2 separate regions of the Homo sapiens genome follow, and region 1 is linked to region 2. Evidence: chromatin loops called from intact Hi-C (ENCODE). Cell type or tissue: endothelial cell of umbilical vein. All regions are shown on one strand. Links, peaks and the distances in the headings refer to the core of each region. The heading gives the core; the rest is flanking DNA. Region 1 overlaps CPPED1 (calcineurin like phosphoesterase domain containing 1). Region 2 overlaps CPPED1 (calcineurin like phosphoesterase domain containing 1).

Region 1 (7,835 bases), core at 1,227-6,226, 54 kb before region 2:
GTGTAAGGACACTGTGATGTCTGCAACACTACAAAATTGTGTAACAATGCATGACTGCAATTCCATTGACTTCTTATTAGAATTTGAACAGAAAGAACTCATGTTAAGGGGGCAATCTAGCAATACTGTCGCACATTTTACTGTACATTCCCTTGGCCCAAAAAAACCATTTTGGTAGACAGTTATCCTTCAGAAATCCCCAGGGAAAAGCCCAAAGATGTATCCGGGCTGTACCTGTGGACATTAATATATGGTTCAATGTGCATCACAGTACCGTTAGTAATGTTTATTTATGGAAGACCTGTTAAATGACATTATGCGCATTTTTTAAAAAGAGGTAATTTACATGTACTGGCACCAAAAGGTGCCAAATACCATTAATATGTATAGCACACTGCTGCAAAAACATCGTGTGATCCTGTGTAAAATAACGTATGCCTTAGAAGGTTTGTGTGCATATACAGGCTCGTGTGCCTATTTGTGTATATGTATACCTCAGAGGGTATGTGTGCATAGACATTAAACTGCTTATAGTGGTGGCTCCAGGTGAGGGGTGTGGGGTGGGATTAGTGAGAGGCACATCATTCTCTCTTATTACAGTAGTGTAATGCTTCCAATGATCACGAATTAATCGGGTGATTGGGAATGAAATCCCAGCACTTTTGGAGGCCGAGGTGGGCAGATCAGTTGAGGTCAGGAGTTCGAGAACAGCCTGGCCAAGATGGCAAAACCCCATCTCTACTAAAAATACAAAAACTAGCCAGGCGTGGTGGCAGGCGCCTGTAATCCTAGCTACTTGGGAGGCTGAGGCATAAGAATCGCTTGAACTCGGGAGGCGGAGGTTGCAGTGAGCTGAGATTGTGCCACTGCACTCCAGCCTGGGTGAGAGCAAGACCCTGTCTCAAAAGAAAAGAAAAAAGAAAAGAGAAAAAAAAAGAAAAAGAAACATTAGGGCAACATGAACAGGGCAGGGTGGCGTGACAGATGCAGCCACTGCCACTCCAGGGCACAAACTGTGCAGTTCTCAGGTTGCAGCTGGGACTGCTGGGTTGGGCGCCTGATGGGTCCTTGCCATAAATAGACAACTGAAAGGCTCCAATCGTACAGACTGCAGGGGCGGTGGAAATGACTGCCTCCTCTGTGGCTCTCCTGGGGTTTCACAGCCAGTCTGTAGCTCAAATGGGACCGCGTAAGATCAGCCCTGCCTGGGGGAACGCTGAACGGCTGGACAGAAAGCACTTAGCATTATTATTTCTTTGCATGCTAAATTATGTTTATGAGATTTGGCTCTTCATGCCTAACTCATAGTTGCAAACTGTACTATTCTGGAAAGAATGTCTGGCAATTTTGAAAGAAGCTTGCATTAGCCATAATTAGCTGTAAAAACTCATTTATGTTTAAGTTTCACACCATATTGAGTGGCATTAACAGAGAGGGGAGCATTTAATGGTGATTGTTCAAGTGCCCAGAGGACCTCTCAGAGCGGGTCTCCCCAGACCCGTGGACAGCTGTTCCTCTCTGTAATATGCATGTCCTCTCCATCTGCCCCTCAGGGCTCACCAATTATTGTTAACGTCCGAAGTCACAGAAAATGTGACCAAACGAGGATTCTTAAGAGTAGCAAAGATGCTGCAAGAGGACTAGCAATAAAGATGAGGCCGGGTGCGGTGGCTCCCACTTGTAATCCCAGCATTTTGGGAGGCCGAGGTTAGAGGATCGCTTGGGGCCAGGAGTTGGAGACCAGCCTCGGCAACATCATAAGACCCTGTCTCTACAAAAAAATTTATCAAATCAGCCAGGCATGGAGGTGCATGCCTGTAGTTCCAGCTACTCGGGAGGCTGAGAAGGGAGGATTGCTTGAGCTCAGGAGTTGGAGGTTGCAGTGGGCTATGGTTGCACCACTGCACTCCAGCTTGGGCAACAGAGCAAGACCCTGTCTCAAAATAATAATAATAAAAAATAACGATGAGAGAAACTACTAGTGAGCAAAGCAGTTGTGTTCAAAACCTTCTCCTTCTGGTAAAAGAGAGTCCTCCCCCAATTCCAATGAGGAACTTGGCCTTCTGAGGTCCTGCATGAAAAAAATGAAGCAATGACTATGTGATGAGTTTACAAAGAGACGGTCAGGCAGGGGACGAAAGTCTGTCTCAGAAGCAGGAAGATGTGACTAACTCCGTCCTCCTGGGTTCTGATGCTGAGTTCAAGGCTCTGGCATGTTCCTGGCTGGCTCAAGGAGTCTGAAACGAGGAATGAGATGTTGAGCTGGAAAATGGGGGAAACACTTCTTGGGTTGGAGCCAGGTCCAGAAGAAGCCTGGTGAGTTTCCAGACGTGGGGGTTTCTGAGTCTATTTCTCAGCTCCAGGGAGGCCCGGAAGTTCTGAACCCGAAATATTTCTCCTAGTTCCACCTCCAGTAAGGGCAACCGCTCCAGGTGGAGTGAAAGGAGGCGGGGCCTGGAAGGGGGTGGCACAGTGGCGGGGCACTCTGTATCCTTCATCCTGTTTTACTGAATCCTCCCAATGCACCTCTGTCCTAGGGACTCACATCGTCTCCATTTTACAGATGAGAAAACTGAGGCCCAGAGAAGTTAAGAAACAAACACAAAGCCACACAGCTAGACAACAGGGCATCCAGGATCAGAACTCAGGGTACTCAGACATCAGAGCCCATTCTGCTTTGGGACCTTGGACCCATTACTGACCTCTGTGAGTTGGCATTTCCTCTTTTGTACCATGAATTAAAATGACAGCCCATATCATGGGTGGCAGAGGTCTGGGGGGGAGCATGGGTGTCAGTACCAAGCTCCTCATCGCCCCACCCAGGAGGCTTTCTCCAGGGCAGGGCCAGCTTCTCACTGCTGGAGGGGGGCACACAGCATGGCAGTCCAGCTCTGCAACACGCAGCCTCTCTCCGAGTTATAATCCTGTCCCTTTCATGCCGACAGGCCACAAGGACCTATAAGAAGTTTTACCCATCTCAGCTTTCTATTAGCTTTTGATAGGGAAGCACTGATTCACAACTCGATGGAGGTAAGGAATGTATTAATAAATCTTGGTTTCCCTGACGGGGTATTGATTTTAGTGATGTTTTCAAGAGCTGGGCAGAATTTCCACTCAGCCTGGGCATCAGTCATCTGTGGCTGACATGCCTCTATGGTTCCTTAATTGAGTATTATGTATAGATTGTTTTTGAATTATGAACTGCTGTAAGGAGATGACAGGCATCTTTTTAAATTACTGCCAGAAGAATTTCCAGCAAAGGCAGCCACTGCATCAACAGAGGATGATTTCTGTGGCATTAGCTTCATATGTTTTTTTTCTCCACGGTATCAAGTCATGAAGACGCTATAAAAGCTATTTTTAAGCTATCTTGATTCAAGTTCATTTCAAATCAATCAGAGGATTGGGACACAGTCACTGTATAATGTAATATTCTAACATTGGAAACCTGCTTCAAATCAATCAGGAAATTGAGATGCAACCCAGTACAATTCTGATACTAAACACTGGCCTTCTTTAATGCCTTGGTGTTGGGGCTTAGACCTGGAAAGTGTAAACACATTCCAACTGGACAGCCTTTACTTTTATCCTGCATGAGACTATATTTGTGAAAATGTGATCCAGCTTTACGTTGCCAGCTATAACAGTGAAAACTGCATTGCAAACCATCACTCACACTGAATTTATTCTGCCTCAGTGGTAGGGAAAAATGTGACACAAATAAAAAAGAGGGAGAGAAATGGAAAGTTAAAAAAGGTTGGGTGTGAATGTACAGAAAGTAGGTATAAATAATCCCTCCTGCCGGTAAAGAATTTCCTTAGCAGGCTTTGAGATAAGAGATTCTGGCCAGGGGGCAAAGGGGAAGCGACAGATGTTTCTTAAGTGGGTTTGGGAGGTGCAGATTGAATATGAAGTCATGGTTAAGCCCCACCTGACTCATTCAGGAAGAGGTTCTTCACTTTTCGTCGTCAATTGGGGAATTCTAGATTCCAGCATATTTGCTCACTCTCATCAGAATTTCCCTGGTATATATCTTCCCCAGTGACCCAATGCCTGTGGCCCAGGACTGCCAGGGGACATGGTGGAAGGGATCCGGGTAAGGTGGGAGGCTGCTTCTTCAGTTAGCTTGAGACAATAAACATCTGTTGAGCTCCCTCTTGGTGCCAGGTATTAAGGAGTGTGGTGGGATCAACCATTCCCAGCAATCAACAACTCAAGGTCTATAGCCAGGCAGTCAGAGAAAGAGCTACTCATAACAAAATGCAGAAATCGACATCACTCAGCAGCGTTTTATTCGCTGGACATCTACGACCTGCATTTTGCACCTGCATCATCTCACTCAAGCCTAATGAGGACGCTGACCAGGAAGATATCATCCCCTTTTGCAGATGAGGGAATGAGGCGAGGACAGGTTAAGTGACTTGCCTGGATTCACATAGCTAAGATGTATACTTGGATAAGGCCAATTCAGAAGCACAGGCTCTGTCCACCATCTGAGAGGTGCAAAGTGCCAAAGATCACCGTGCCATAGGCCCTGTAAGAAGGCTTCCTGGAGGGGGTGGCTCTGACCTAAACACATCCTTAATTTCTCCTAGTTCTCTGCTCATGTCTGACCTGAGGCCTGAGGGGGCATCATATTATGGTGGTAATAATAATAATGATGATAATAATATTTATGGAGTGTTCATTATCTGTCTAGACATTGTTCTAGGCACTTCACTTGTTTTTAGCTCATTTAATTCCCACAATTCCTCCATGAAGGAGGCATGGTTATTACCTGTGATTTTATTATACGATTTAGAGATGTTCAGTAGTTTGCCTAACTCAGCCTGTAAGTGTTGAAGCAGGATCTGAACCCAGGAGTCTGTCCCCAGAGTCAGCACTAAAACACCTGCCAAGTAGAGGTAAAGACACATCAGGTGAGGGGAATATCACGAGCGAGTGAAGAGAGTCAAGTGTGTCTAGGAAGCAGCAGGCACCAAACGTAAAGGCTCCTGCAGACTGGCACCTGCTGGGCATCCGAATTTCCTCTTCAGCATTTTTAATCCTTCTGACACCCAACATCAAGAAACTCCTGCACATTTCCCAGAGGACACGACTGAAGGTCAGCTGGTGGGTGGTACCAGAATTCCAGTTCAGATTCTGGCTTGGCTAGAGGATAGGCGAGGGCGGGGAAAGGCGGGGCCAGAGGGCTGCATGGGGCTATAGACTGGCTGAAATGGAATGACTTACAAAAAATTCCAAGGTTGGCTGGGCGCGGTGGCTTATGCCTGTAATCCCAGCACTTTGGGAGGCCGAGGCGTGCAGATCACTTGAGGCTAGGAGTTTGAGACCAGCCTGGCCAACATGGCAAAACCCTGTCTCTACTAAAAATACAGAAATGTGGATGTGGATGTGGTGGTGGGCGTCAGTAATCCCAGCTACTTGGGAGGCTGAGGCACGAGAATCACTTGAACCTGGGAGGCAGAGGCTGCAGTGAGCTGAGCTCGTGCCACTGCACTCCAGTTTGGTGGCAGAGCGAGACTCTGTCTCAAAAAAAGAAAAAAGGAAGTGCCACGGTCGTGTATGTGTCTTCCTTCTTGTGGTAAGCATCAAAGCATCCCATCACTTCCGGCTTCAGCCTTTCATTGATTCAAACCCTCTCATCCCCAAATCCTGTTAACTAGCATGGCATCTTAAAGACATTTTCATGGAACTTCTTTTGAGGATCACTTGGAACTTAATTGACCTGGGTCAGCAAACATTTTCCAGAAAGGTCTGGACAGTAAATATTTTCGCCTTTGTGGGCCATGTGGTCTCTGTCACGACTACTCAACTCCGCCTTCCTTTGTAGCGTGAAAACAGCCATAGAAAGTATATAAGCTTGTGGGCATGGCTGTGATCCAATAAAACTTTATTTACAAAAATAGGAGGAAGGCCACCCTCACTAATAAAGCATACCATTAAAAAGAATACACTTGGGTAAAGTTCAGCCAAGAGTTCTTGATTCTTCAAAAGTCTGAAAGTTTCTGTGCTTCTCAAAAATAAAAATCAAAAAACAGTGACAACAAAGGAAAGAGTAATTTGTAGTTTCATTTATAAAACCATGAATGCCATTTCAAATAAGGGAGGCAAGTGAATTGTGTTAGTGAACACAAAAAAGGTCAACTATTCTATAAGTAAGAGCATCTGTCCTGACGGTCAGAAAGAGACTTCTATATCTACTTTAAAAGTGTCCACATCCTTCCATCTAAAAAAGTAACTCAGATCTAATTCAACTGTTTTGGCCATTATAGGTACCTTGCATTTCCACGGAAATTTTACAATCAGTATGCTGATTTCTACAAATAATAAAACTGCTATAATTTTGATTGGGATTTTGTTGAATCTGTCGCTCAATCGGGGGGGAAATGCCGTATTAACATTGGCCCTGCAATCCATGAACATGGTCTACTTTTCCATTTACTCAGGTCTTTTAAAATTACTTTCAGCAATGTTTTGTAAAGGTAGAGGTCTTGGACATCCTTTGCTATTCCTAGGTATTTCATGTTTTATGGTGCTATTGTAAATTGAATTATTTTTGTAATTTCACTTAACAATTGCTTGCTGATAGTATATAAAAATACAATTATTTTTGTCTATTAACCTTGTATCCTGAGACCTTGCTAAATTCATTTATTCATTCTAGTAATTATTTTGTAGATTCCTGGGATTTTCTAAGTTAAAAAAAATCGTATCATCTGCAAATAGGCCATTTTACTTCCTATCTTTATGTTTCTTATTTCTTTCTCTTGCTTTTTGCAATAGTTAGGATCTCCAATACAATGTTAAAAAGTATTGGTGAAAATACTCTTTTTCTTGTTGGTTATAAATTTAGTTTTCATATTCCTATTTTTTAGACTTTTGATATGACTGCTAAATTATTCTTCAGAAAAACATAATCAATTTAAATACCCAACAAGGATTTGAGAGTTTGATCAGTGAAAGCTCATTCTTTGGTGATCTCACAAAAGCCTTGCAAAGATTAAAAGGGAAACTCCTCAGGAGGACCTAAAGTAAATATTTGTTTATCCAGAACTTCTGAGTAACTGCTATCCTCCCCATTCGTTTTTCATGCTGGATAATCCCTTTCATCTTCCTCTGAACAAAGCAGGTTCACGGACTTACTATGGTTGGACGTGTGTGTAAAGAGTAGGTGGATATTCTTTTTACTATTCCTTTTCTTGCATCTTTTCTGTAAGCTTGAAAATATTTCCAAATAAAATGTAAAACAAAAACAAAAACAAAAACAATGCATACTTGTTAAATTAAACCCAAATGTTGTAAAAATACAGAATATCAAACAAAAGAAAGTGGGAGGAGGGAAATTTCTTGAAATCCCTATTCCTGTTTTAGGAGTTTAGTGTGTATTTTCCAGATAATTTAAATGTGTATACTACTATATATGTTAGATATAGATCTAAAGAAACATATATACATACACAAAATTTCACAAAAATGGAATAGGCTACATACAGATTTGCAACTTGCTTTTATATATTCGACAATGTATCTTTTACTTATTCCATTCAGGATATGCTGCCCTATTTTAGAGCTACTCACTAACATCCTGAAAACTGTATTTCTGATGTTGGGGCTCAGAAATGGTACCCCAAAACATGGCACTTTGACACGCTAAACTAAAGCAGCAGCCTCAAGGTCTCTCTGACCTTCCCTCCCCAAGAGCAGTGACAGACTGTCTCTGGAATTTCCTTATCTGACTAAGGAGATGTCTTTCTAAAAGAAATGCAATTATCTTAAGAATCCCTCCCTAGGAATCTCATCAAATAACCGAGAAAGATTAGCCAATGGAAAAG
Region 2 (7,835 bases), core at 920-5,919:
GCACCACTGTACTCCAGCCTGGGTGACAGAGCAAGACCCTGTCTCAAAATAAATAAATAAATAAATAAAATAAAAATAAAGCAGCAATAGTGTACTTTATCTTCAAAGAATAGAGGAAAAAAATGGTGTTAGTGTACGGGGCTAGGTGCCTGGGAGAGGGTGGTGAATGGGATGCTCACCATGCCTGTGAAGCTCAGAATGTGCACATGAGGCTTATGCCAGAGCTGTCAGGGGAAGGACGCTGCCCCTCATTTCTAAGGACCATCCTCACAGCACCTGTCAAGGAACCGTTGACTAAGTGATGATGAAGAGCAAATAACTCTCGCAGGCTTTAGACCATATACAACTGGAGCCCTGCGTTGGCCACATTCAGTTCAGTAGAGTACAACCAAATGTGTGTCCAGTATAGAGGGGTTTTAGACACTGTTGGAATGTCTCCAGTTTAATTATCCAGATAGGCATTCTGGCTGGTGGCAACAGGCATTCTGGCTGGTGGCGACAGGGAAAACAGTAACACTCAATGATCAAATCCCAGAGGTTATCAAGGAGGTCCCTAGAACTGTAGGGGAGAGTCTGGATATCAAAGCCTTTTGTTTCTTTGTTTGTTGAGATACAATCTTGCTCTGCTGCCCAGGCTGGAGTGCAGTGGCATGACCATAATTCACTACAGACTCGACCTCCTGGGATCAAGCCATCCTCCCACCTCAGCCTCTCGAGTAGCTGAGACCACAGGCGTATACCACCACATCTGGCTAATTGTTAAAAGTTTTGTAGAGATGGGGTCTATGTTGCTCAGGTTGGTCTTGAACTCCTGGGCTTGAGTGATCCTCACACTTTGGCCTCCCAAAGTGTAGGGATTACAGGCATGAACCACCATGCCTGACCGAAAGCCATCTGAATTCAAACATTTTAATCTGATGGAGTAATGTTAATTCCTCAAATAATGACAAGGCTATACAACTTCTGAATCCATCATAACCCTGCACTAAAGAACATTACAACACGGACTTATGAACACACAGTTCGTAAATTATCCCCCCTTGCAGCAGCCAGTAGTATTAAAAAGCAAAGACACCAGAATTATAACATACTATTATTCTCCTACAGTCATCTTCACCTTACAAATGTATGGTATGCAAAAATTTGTTCATAAACTGGCTGCCTGGAATGCAACTATGTTTTGTCATAGAGATCACGTTATAACTGATGGTGAGATCTCAGGCTAACTCATACAAACTGAATTAATTCACAATGCAGATGAATACACTAATTCAACTTCATTTACAATCACGCTTCCTTCCCTTGCTGCATGGTTTACTTTCCCAGCGAAATATTTGCAATTTCTGTTATTATTGCTGGATTTTGTGTCTTTTTCCGCTTTTCAAAATTGCTCTTATCAGCAAGTATAAAAACCTAACTGCTATTTATACCCACAGGTGTAATAGCAATGATCATAAGGGAATTCAGTGTAAGAGAGGGGAGAAATGTATTACGTACAGTAATAAGCATATTAAATGCCTTTGATTAGAGGGTCCGTAGAGGTATAATTATGTGATTATCTATACTGAGAAATACTATTTGTTATATTAATAGAAATAAAATATACTGAATTCGTAGATTTAGGATAACATATCCCTGATACATAAAAAAGCAAAAGAGATGAAGAAAGGATTACAGGTTGCTTATAATCTTGAGATCCCCCGAGAAAGATTGAGAGGAGCCAATTACAATTTGGGTGTGACCAAGTGAAGCAAAACATTTCCTGAGCTGCCCAGAAAGTCACTCTACAGAATAAATCATGAATATACTAGCGATCACTCATGAAACTCTTACCACATGGCAGGCACTGAGCACTTTACTTGCATGATTGCAACCTTCCTAGCCTGTTACTCTACAACAAGATGCTACATTCCTGGCTGACCAGGTGGCTGGGGCCTCTCCTTGTGCTAATACTATTTTAATGAGTACAACGACATCAAATGAAGTGAGCTATAACCAGGGAGGAGCAGTGAGGCCTGGCCAGTTCTGTGAGGCAAGAGGGTTCTGTGAGGCGAGAGGCAAGGCCCAGGAGTTCGAGCCCAGCTTGGGCAACATACGGAGACCCTGTCTCTTCAAAAAGTGTTCAAAGAATTGAAGCAGAGGACAAACGGTGAGCTCACTGGGGCGGGACCTGGATAGTAAGTGAATGGGACCCCCTGTCTGTGAGCTTAGGAGCATCTTGGCACTAAGTATACTTGTTCTCTGCTGGTGAGGTCACCATCACTGGAAACATGGGTGTCTGTGAGTCCTCCTTGCAATTTCTGATCTGCCTGTCACCATCTCTGTGCTGGAGGAAGCCCCAGAGGGAGCCCTGGGGTGAGAGGTGTGGAGAGTCCAGCATATATCATTAGTTCTTTGGGAAAACCTGATCTGACATCCAACTCAGGTCTCTAGAAGTTCAGCTGTGCCTCCTAGCCCTGGCATACCCTAACCAAAATAGTGAAGATGGCTCCAAGGGCCAGGGGAATACCTGGGACCCAGGGATATTATTAATATTACAAGGTTAATTTGGGGACATTACAAGGTTTAAGGTTAAGACGTTTTTATTTGCCTGGACTTGAAGAACGTGATCAGCTTAAATGTCCATATAATTGTATACAAAGATTTTTGCAAACTCAAGAAAAAAACATTTAAGAGAAAGCATCCCACAGACTGTACCTTCAGTTTGAACTGTTTATTAATCATTCTATCTAATAAAGATGTGGAATCAGAATCGTGTTGTCATCTTGTTGGCAATGCAGACTGCAGAAAACGACGTCTGGAGTACTGGTGAGAGGCGGAGGCATTAAAATTTTGTTTTTATAAAGCCACTGAGCAGAAATGACTCAGAGGAAACACAAGGGTATTCTGTCTGGGGAGACTGAGAGAGCTAAAAAGCCATCTTAAAGTCATAATAAAGGTTTCCAGTTAAATATAGTAGATTGAAAACACATTCAGCTTTGTTCCTTCCACAAATCCCACTGTAAAGGCAGGAAACTCTCAAGGACAAACAGGAGAGAACAGCCACAGAATTTGGAAACTGGAAAGTACATGGACAAGTAGCAATGGGCTTAGCTGAGTTATTATTGCTTCTTTTGAGATGGGAGTCTCACTCTGTTGCCGAGGCTGGAGTACAGCGGCGTGACCACAGCTCACTGCAACCTCAACCTCCTGGGCTCAAGTTATCCTCCCAGCTCAGCCTCCCAAGGTTCTGGGACTATAGACACATGCCACCATGCCTGGCTGATTTTCAAATTTTGTGTAGAGATGGGGCCTTGCTATGTTGCCCAGGCTGGTTTCAAACTCTTGGCCTGAAGCAATCCTCTTGCCTTAGCCTCCCGAGTTGCTGGGATTACACGTGTGAGCCACCACGGCCAGCTAATTTTTTTTAAAATTTTTTTGGAGAGAAAGGGTCTTCCTATGTTGCCCTGGCTAGTCTTGAACTATGAGCCTCAAGCAATCCTCCCACCTTGGCCTCCCAAAGTGTTCGGATTACAGGTGTAAGCCACTGTGCCAAGCTGCAGCTGACTTAGTTTAAGTTAAATATTCAGCTGGCAGCGAGAAAAGTCAAGAATCAACTGGCTTTGGAAAACTCTCAGGCAGTATTTGCCAAAGACAAACCCACATCTTCCCGATGACCCAGTAATTCCACTCCTTGGAATATACCCAGAGAAATGAGGGTGTTGGTCTATTAAAAGATAGGAACCAGAATGCTCTTGGCAGCTTTATTCACAATAGCCCCCAAGTAGAAATAACCTAGAGATCCATTAGCAGTGGAGTGGGTAAATAATTTGTGATCTGTTCATTAGATGGTATACTACATGGCTATAACACAGAACCAATTGCTGCTACATGTAATAACACAGATGAATCTCAGACATCACATACAGCGAAAGAAGCCAGAAGACACAAGAGTCAATACCGCATGATTTCATTTTTATGAAGCTCAAGAACAAGCAAACCCAACTAGTCCTGGTGACAGAACGTTGACTGACAGAGAAGGCGCACGAGGGAGCCTTCTGGAGTCTGGCAAATGTTCCACATCTCAACTCGAGTGGTGGGGAAAGGATGAGTTCACATGCTCCAGCTCTTTACTTCACATTACCCGCATTTTAGTTCCTGAGAAACCTCAATTTTTAGCTATCCTTGGGTATAGGAATAAAAAGAGAGCTAAAACAGAAAGATGGCTTGAAACTGCATGAAGCTTGACCACTGTCCTTCTCACCCTGGCAGAAGATGGGACTTTTAGTCTTTATAAAGAGTAAACAAAGGTCCCAGCACTTTGGAAGGCCAAGGTGGGAGGATCACTTGAGCCCAGGAGTTCGAGACCAGCCTGGGCAACATATGGAGACCCTGTCTCTTCAAAAAAAAAAATTTTTTTTTTTTTTTTGAGGCAGAGTCTTGCTCTGTCTCCCAGGCTGGAGTGCAGTGGCGCGATCTCGGCTCACTGCAAGCTCCACCCCCCGGGTTCATGCCATTCCCCTGCCTCAGCCTCCCGAGTAGCTGGGACCACAGGCACCCGCCACCACGCCTGGCTGATTTTTTGTATTGTTAGTAGAGACGGGGTTTCACTGCATTAGAAAAATTTTTTTTAATTAAAAAAAAAAAAGAGTAAACAAAGAAGTTCTGAGAGGCAGCAGAGACTGCTGGGGCATGGGTCCCCCGGGGAAAACAAGGGGATAAAGATGAAAGTTTTACCCTGGATTTCAGGATGGAGTCTTTTCCTTCCATTTGGCTCCTAGAACACTTAGAGCGAAAGAAGCCAGGCAGAGCCCTCCAACAGGAGTGGTCTCTGGGGAATCTGAGAGCCAAAAAGAAACAACCAAAAGCCACCGATAATACGGAAATGGGGAGCCTTCATCACGCGATGGTGAAGGCCGTGGGCGAGAAGGCCTCCCTCCCCCGCATTTGTCAGTTTTTCTGTGCTGTACTCTTTTTCATTCTTTTTTTTTTTTAAATTGCACTTTTAAATGGAAGCAGGCAGCCAAGGACCATTAGATGTATGAGCAATGTGTCTAATATGAAAAAAAAGAACAAAACAACCCCAATGGTAAGAAACAGAGGCGATATGGGGAGGAGGAAAAAAAAAACCATTAGCAGGCTGGGTGTGGTGGCTCACGCTTGTAATACTAGCACTTTGGGAGGCCAAGGTGGGTGGATCACCTGAGGTCAGGTGTTGGAGACCAGCCTGGCCAAAAGGGCAAAACCCGGTCTCTACTAAAAATACAAAAAGTAGCTGGGCGTAGTGGCACACGCCTGTAATCCCAGCTACTCAGGAGGCTGGGGCAGTAGAATCGCCTGGGGGGCAGAGGTTGCAGTGAGCCGAAATCGCACTCCAGCCTGGATGACAAACGTGAAACCCGTCAAAAAAAAAAAATCATTAGCATTCTCAGACAGAGAAGATACTGCATTAATCAACCAATTACAGGATGCTATTTTGAAAAGGAATAATGAAAAAAAAAAAAGCTCTTGAAAATTAAAACTATGGTAGCAAAAATGAAAAGCTCGGTAGAAGGCTTAGAAGATAAGGTGAGGAATCATCTCAAAAAGTAGAGTGAGCAAGGAAGTGAAAAAAAAAAAAGGAAATAATATTTGAGGACCAGAACAAGAGGTCCAATATTTGTAGACTATGAGTACCACAGTATAGGGGAGCTCCCCTGCCCACACACAACACACACACACACAAACACACAAACACACACACACACAGATGGAGAGAGAGAGAGAGAGAGAGAGACAGAGAGAGAGGATGAAATAATTCAAAAGGACTTCCGAGAACAAAAGGGCATGAGTTTAAACGGACTCATACCAAAGTCCCTCACAGTATTATTGTAGAACCCTGGATGCAAAGAGAAGATCCTATGTGTTTCTGGTTTCATATAAAAGATCAACAATCAAAATAAAATTGAACTTCTTAAAATCCATACTGAAAGAACAAAGGCAAGGAGACAAAGCCTTCAAAATTCTGAGAGAAAAATAACTCCTCACCTATCATTCTATACCCAGCCAAACTATCAAACTATCACTTTAATGTGAGGGTGGAATGAAGACATTTTTGGTGCAATTTCTTCTCCAGAAGCTACTGGACAATAGGATCCATCTAAAAAGGAGGCAAAGGTAGATCCAACATGAGAGAGAAGCACAGATGGTTCCTAGACTAGACACAGAAATCCTAAGATCACAGCTGTTAGCAGGCCTACAGAGCAAGCAATCAGGAAATAGCTCCAGGAGAAATTTCACCAAAAAGCTGAGATTGGTTATTATTTTAAATTTATTGACGGGAAATTGGTAAGCTCAGACTTTTGGAAGAAGAGTCTGAGGTTGAATTAGCACTCTTCAAAAACTTAAAGCAATTTTAAAACCACAACAAATAAAGCATGCAGGAAAAATAACCATGCCTACAATGTGGCTCTGTTGTGAATGATGTTTAAAATAACATATGTACAGGCAAGATATTATAAATACTAAATGCTGATACGACCCGAATTAGGAATTTTTTTTTTTTTTTTTTGAGACAGAGTCTTGTACTGTCACCCAGGCTGGAATGCAGTGGCACAATCTCGGCTCACTGCAACCTCTGCCTCCCAGATTCGAGAGATTCTCATGCCTCAGTCTCCTGAGTAGTTAGGATTACAGGCGCCCGCCACCACATTCGGCTAATTTTTGTATTTTTAGTAGAGACAGGGTTTCAGCATGTTGGCCAGGCTGGTCTTGAACTTGTGACCTCAGGTGATCCGCCCGCCTTGGCCTCCCAAAGTGCTGGGATTACAGGTGTGAGGCACTGCATGCAGCCAACCAAATTAGGATTTAACGACACTGGAAAGACACGGGGAAGAAATGTGGGAGTGGGATGGAGAGAAGGACAGAGCTAAATCCTCATTCTCCAGGACACAAATTCAATACATAACAGTAAGTAAGATCTAGAAACATCAACACAAGCATGTTGTTTAGAACAATGGAAGTGAATATCCACAAAATTAGCTCAACTCACGAGGGTGGCTGCCTCTAGAAGTGAGCAACAGGCCAATGAGGAGTTGTGCACTGCTGCTTTGTAAAACTTGCTGGGTACAGCTACTTGACTTCTTAATCTGCATGCATTTATAACGTGAATAAAGACAGAAAACAAAATGAAAAAAAAACTAAATCATAACCTCGTTTTTGCTTCCTATAAAACAGCAATTCCATAACCTGTAGAAAGCATTACACAATTAATTGCTTCTAGTTGGCAATAATTACAGGACAATAATTTGTCTTTGTCTCTGTTTTCAAATTACACGTTTTTTTTTTTTTTTTTTTTTTTTTTTTTTGAGACGAGTCATGCTCTGTCACCCAGGCTGGAGTGCAGTGGCACGATCTCGGGTCACTGCAACCTCTGCTTCCCGGGTTCAAGCGATTCTCCTGCCTCCGCCTTCCAAGTTGCTGGGATTACAAGCATGCACCACCATGCCCAGCTAATTTTTGTATATTTAGTAGAAACGGGGCTTTGCGATGTTGGCCAGCCTGATCTCGAACTCCTGGCCTCAAGTGATCTGCCCACCTCGGCCTCCTGAAGTGCTGGAATTACAGGCATGAGTCACTGCACCTGGCCACACAATAATTTTTTTTTTTTGTTTTTGAGACGGAGTCTCGCTCTTGTCGCCCAGGCTGGAGTGCAGTGGTGCTATCTCAGCTCACTGCAAGCTCCGCCTCCTGGGTTCACACCATTCTCCTGCCTCAGCCTCCCAAGTAGCTGGGACTACGGGCGCCAGCCACTGTCCCCGGCTAATTTTCTGGATTTTTAGTAGAGACGGGGTTTCACCGTGTTAGCCAGGATGGTC

Evidence for each region. A loop is a pair of places that touch in the nucleus more often than their neighbours do. Peaks named below come from ENCODE experiments on the same cell type or tissue, not always from the same donor. Only the 100,000 strongest peaks of a DNase experiment are listed, where the experiment ranks them.
Region 1: a loop joins it to region 2, with 2.6 times the contacts of the local background. A loop is called at or near these places in 2 of 110 quality-filtered maps.

What each region holds. Positions count from the first base shown.
Region 1 is chr16:12,672,109-12,679,943 of GRCh38, forward strand. All of the region lies in intron 3 of CPPED1 (calcineurin like phosphoesterase domain containing 1), which reads right to left. Among named protein-coding and RNA genes, the nearest start is that of MIR4718, 44 kb to the right of the region's middle. In endothelial cell of umbilical vein, for the core only: no CTCF peak of the experiment used is centred there; DNase peaks (open chromatin) are centred at 2,193 and 3,893; H3K27ac peaks cover 2,348 bases.
Region 2 is chr16:12,726,764-12,734,598 of GRCh38, forward strand. All of the region lies in intron 2 of CPPED1 (calcineurin like phosphoesterase domain containing 1), which reads right to left. Among named protein-coding and RNA genes, the nearest start is that of MIR4718, 10 kb to the left of the region's middle. In endothelial cell of umbilical vein, for the core only: no CTCF peak of the experiment used is centred there; a DNase peak (open chromatin) is centred at 2,878; H3K27ac peaks cover 2,329 bases.